Regions from separate parts of the Homo sapiens genome. Here region 2 is linked to region 1. The links are chromatin loops, found by intact Hi-C in ENCODE. Cell type or tissue: endothelial cell of umbilical vein. All regions are shown on one strand.

Region 1 (2,500 bases):
TTAAAATAAGTTTCTGGTGATTGGCCAGTAATACATTATTCTGGTTTTTTTTCTTAGAGTTTTGAGACGTCTGGTTACGCTTATTACTCAACTGGCAAAAGAACTGTCAAACAAAGGTGTACTTAAAACTCAAGCAGAAAATACTAACAAGGCTGCCAAAAAATTTATGGAAGAAAACGAAAAACTAAAAAGGGTATTTAATTTTCTTTGTAAAAATTAAATGTTGTTGGTGTTCCCGAGGAGTAATGTATTTGTTTTCAGCATCAAAAAGAGCATTTTTATATTTTATAAGCAGAAAATGACCATAATTAACAATATTTTATGTAATGATTATTTCAAGAATAGTTTTACTGTTCTTTAGAAATGCTTGTTCACACTAATATTTTTACTATTATTTAGATTTGCTTTTTCTCCATAGTGGATTTATACCATTGGACCTATTTTCTGTGATTTAAGGAGAAAATAGTATTCTGGGAATATGAATTTTAATTCCTTCATTACCGTTAAGTTTACTTTATAATCTAAAGCAAGTCTTTATAACTGTTTCTATTTCTTTTTCAGTTAAAGTATTTTTAAGCCTAGATTTTCGTTTTCTTTTAAATGATTGGTTTATAGAAAGCAGAGAAACGTCATTGATGCTAGATTGATAATTGCACATAATATTTGAAATCTTTAATGTTATTCCTTTATTTTCTATCTTTTGATCTCATTTCACAGTGGCAAAAATAAAAACACAGTCATTAAAGCTTTGATTGATAGTGTTAACTAAACTCAAAAGCACGCAGCCTTGTATTTATAGAACAACTGATCATGTACATATCTTAATTTAAAATTATACACATCATTTTGGAGTAATGATTTGTAACCATCAGAACACTGCTTTTTTTCCTCTTCAATTGTTTTTCTCTTATTCTTTAGCTCTAAGAAAATGGAAAGTGTTATTTTTTTCATACATACCATACTTAATACACTTAAATTAGTCTTGCCCTTTTAAAAAAAGCACCTTCCTCAAAATACTTTTGCAACTTTTCTCTTGGAATTGTTTTCAGAACCATTTACCCATGCAAGGAAACTTATGTCATGATTACCAATTCCTTGACCCTGCGTGATTTATTCTTTCTGTTTGTTTGTTTTCCTCTCCTTTGTTTCCATACTGTCCTGATTTGCTGCTTCCTGCATAGCTGTGACCCAATCAGAGGAGGCACAGATATGCTGGGCTAAAGCCAGTACACAGTGGGGAGAAAGTCTTTGAGCAGCACATAAAAGCAGCTGTCAGTGCCCAGAGTATAACTAATTGACCAATAAAGTGACCAACAAAGGCCATAAGTGAGAATATAAAAGATGACGTCTGTTTCAAGGTACTTCATGTAGGTTTTGAAAAATAAGCTAAGGAAAGATAAGCTTGTGAAAACACCCCCTTTGTTTTGTCCTTCCTTCCTTTCTTTCCTTTCCTCTCCTTCCCTCCCTTCCTCCCCAGACTGATCTCAAACTTTTGGCCTCAAGCAGTCTTCCCACCTTGGCCTCCAGAAGTGCTGGGATTATAGGCAAGAGTTACCGCGCCCAGCCATACCTCTTCATTCTCTATCAGAGACACATTATCCAGTGGAAACTGCATTACCCTGAGATCCGAGAGACTTAGGTGCTAGTTCCAACATGTGACCTAGCACAAATCACCTATGTTAATGGGCCTCAAAGTTCCTTAGCTATAAATAATAGTTAACATTGTGCCAGGTATTGCTTCATATGCTTCACAACAAGGTTTTTAACTGTTAATTTTCACAAAAGTCCCTTGAGTTTGGTATTGTTATTATCTGCATTTTATAGATGAGGAAATGGAGGCATAGAAAGGTTAAGTGACTTGTACAAGATCATTCAACTAATATGTGACAGAACTAAAATTTGAACCTAAGCAGCCTGACTCTAGAATCCACATTCATAACCACATTATTTTGTGCCCTCAACTCCTATGTTATCTGATAGAACAATTTCCACGTGGTACCTATGACCACTTTCTGTTCTGATATTCAGTTAAAGAAATGAAATAATTATGAAAGACCAATTAACTTTTAATTTTACTTCTTCAGTGTGATAGAGCTTTACTTTGTCCTGATTTTTTTTTCCAGCCACGTAACTTAACCAAGGTGGGATAATTTGGATTAGACAGTGAACGCTTGCATTGTTGTAGCTGGTAATCATTAAATTTCAGATTTCAGTGTTCTTGGTCTTTCTCCAGCGTCAAGTTACACATCATAAATTTAGGCAAGTTTACAGGTGCAGTAGTGAAAGCTTATTTACAAGACTAACACAAATCCACCTTTTCCAAGTCAATGGCATGAAAATTCAAGCAGTCAGCGAAAACGTTCCTGCAACTCAATGATTCTCTTCTAATTTGGGTAATCACTGGAGATTTTATGAACTGAATTCAGTGAAGTAATAGCTGGAGTTGTTTTCAACTTGAAGTAGGCAACACATTAAAAGAGATTTGGAGAAATTTTTTTCT
Region 2 (2,500 bases), 1.1 Mb before region 1:
GACCAGAAAACAAATTATAGTCATGCATCTCATAATGAAGTTTCCTTCAAGGACAAACTGCATATATGGTGGTGGTCTCATATGATTATAATACTGTATTTTACTATACTTTTCCTATGTCTAAACATATGTAGACACACAAATACTTACCATTGTGTTACAATTGCCTACAGTACTCAGTACAGTAGCACGCTGTATAGGTTTGTAGCCCAGGGGCCATAGGCTATATACTATACAGCCTAGATGTGCGGTAGGCTGTACAATCTAGGTTTGTGTAAGTACAGTACACTCTATGATGTCGCACAATGACAAAATCCCCTAGCGATGCGTTTCTCAGAACATACCCCCCTTTGTTAAATGCTGCATGACTATACTTGACTTATACTAACAAATAAGACATTTACTTAAAGTTTACATGTTGCAATGTTTTCTAAAGAAAAGCCATGTTTTTTTGAAAACACCTCATTCAACCGTTCTGTTCCCCTTTGCTTTATTACTCTTCATAGCACTTTTCTGTCATGCTATATTTTTTTACCTTGATTATTTGTCTCCTTTACAAGAATTTAAGTACCATAAAAGAAGAGAGTTGGCCTCTTGTTTTCACTGCTCTGTCCCCACTTAGCACAGTGCCTGGTATACCATTGGTCTCAGTAATTATTTGTTCAGTAAATAAATATACTACAGCAAGGATTGGTAAACATTTCTGTAAAGGGTCAGATAGCAAATACTTCAGGCTTTAAAGGCCAAGAGGCAAAATTGAGGATGTTACTTAGGTACTTATATAACAACTATTAAAAATGTGAAAACCATTCTTAACTCCTAGCCATATAAAAATAGGCAATGACTGGATTTGGCCTGTTGTCCATGGTTTGCCAGCTCCTGAGCTGAAGAATTAACAACTCAACACAAATAAAAACTATCCTTCAACTATCCTTACTTAATCTCATAAATCATTTCTGGTTACTTTCAGGAACAAATGTGGGAGCAATATGATAGTTACCAGTTCTGTGTCTTTCTAGAATGAGACATGTCACTTTTTCACATCTAAATGTTATAAGGTGATAATTTAGGGTAGGAACAGCTCATCGTAGTAACTATTACTAAAGGCCTGCTCTATGTTAGGCACAACACCAAGAACTGTGGGTGCACTTCAAGTTTTAAACTCAGCAGCAAAGACACACGCAGACAATAAAATATATTCTTAATTTTTTGAGAAAAGCAGGCAATCAGCTACAATTTACTCAGAAATTTGAATGAATTCTGTTTTTAAAATTTCCATACAGGGCACATATTAAAGAATGTGTCGTTCTGATTCTAGGATTGTATGGTGCCAAATCATATCCTGTTTCTTACATTTTTCATCTACCAGGATGTTTTTAAGTTTATTCATGTTCCCGTGCATGCATTTATCTCATTGCTTTTAACTACAGCTCAATGTCCCACAGGATGCATCTGCCATATATTACGTATTTACTATTCGGTGGACACTTGGGTGGCTTCCAGTCCCCTGTAGCCATAAGCACACTGTCATGAACATTCTCACACAGTTCCCTTTGCGGACCTGGGGGAAGCTCTGTTTGAAGGCTTCCCCAGATGGGTGTGCTTTTTATAATTTACCAGCAGTGCCCAAGGGTTCCCATTTCTCTGTGAACTCTGTGTCTTTTTAGAAAAAGGGATATCACTTTTTCACCTCTAAATGCAATCCTTGCCTTTAACTATCTAATAATCACCACTATGATGCGTTTAAGGTGATGATTCCCTGCTTTAATTTGCCTTTCTCTGATTGCTGGTGAAAATTGTACAATTCTCCATATTTCTGCCATTTGGGTTTCCCCTTCTGAGACTGGCCTATTTGTAAACTTTGACCATTTTTCTGGTTCTTCTTGCTCTTTTAGAAATTCCTTCGCTGATAATCCATTGGCACTTGGGGATAATGTCAAAAAAAAAAAAAAAAAACAAAAACAAAAAACTTCTCCCAGACTGTCACTTACCTGCTAACTCTATAATGACCATCATCTTAATGACCTTAAATCTTGGATTTGATACAAATTTTCTGCTTTTTAGATTTTTAAAAGAAAACCCTCCTCATTCAGAGACCACAAATGTTCTCCTAGCTTTTTTTTCCTTTGTGTTAGCTCTATCATTTCACTCCTTCCCATTTAGTTACTTAATCCATTGGAGATGATTTTTATATGTCATATGAGACCCTATCTTTTCCCCACTATTTTGGGATGCCTCCACTAGCCTATACCAAGTTCATATATATATAGATATACAGACACACATATATGCATATCAGTAAGTCCTCACTTAACATTATTGACAGGTTCTTGGAAACTCTGACTTTAAGTGAAAAAACATATGAGGAAACCAATTTTGCCACAGACTAATTGATATAAACAAGAGTTAAGCTCCTTTGGCGTATTTCTGGTCACAAAAACATTATGAAACTTCTAAATAAAGACCAAAACACTTGCAATATTAAACACTAAAATAAATC

The links. A loop is a pair of places that touch in the nucleus more often than their neighbours do. Peaks named below come from ENCODE experiments on the same cell type or tissue, not always from the same donor. Only the 100,000 strongest peaks of a DNase experiment are listed, where the experiment ranks them.
Region 2: it touches region 1 in a loop (13-fold over the local background); 1 of 110 quality-filtered maps calls a loop at or near these places.

What each region holds. Positions count from the first base shown.
Region 1 is chr7:107,595,810-107,598,309 of GRCh38, forward strand. DUS4L-BCAP29 (DUS4L-BCAP29 readthrough) reads left to right here. Exons shown (of 13, transcript NR_163941.2): 10 at 58-193. It overlaps BCAP29 (B cell receptor associated protein 29), which reads left to right. Exons shown (of 8, transcript NM_018844.4): 5 at 58-193. Among named protein-coding and RNA genes, the nearest start is that of BCAP29, 17 kb to the left of the region's middle. In endothelial cell of umbilical vein, no CTCF peak of the experiment used is centred here; a DNase peak (open chromatin) is centred at 1,212; H3K27ac peaks cover 2,500 bases.
Region 2 is chr7:106,537,412-106,539,911 of GRCh38, forward strand. No RefSeq gene overlaps it. Among named protein-coding and RNA genes, the nearest start is that of CTB-30L5.1, 60 kb to the right of the region's middle. In endothelial cell of umbilical vein, no CTCF peak of the experiment used is centred here; a DNase peak (open chromatin) is centred at 1,470; H3K27ac peaks cover 2,500 bases.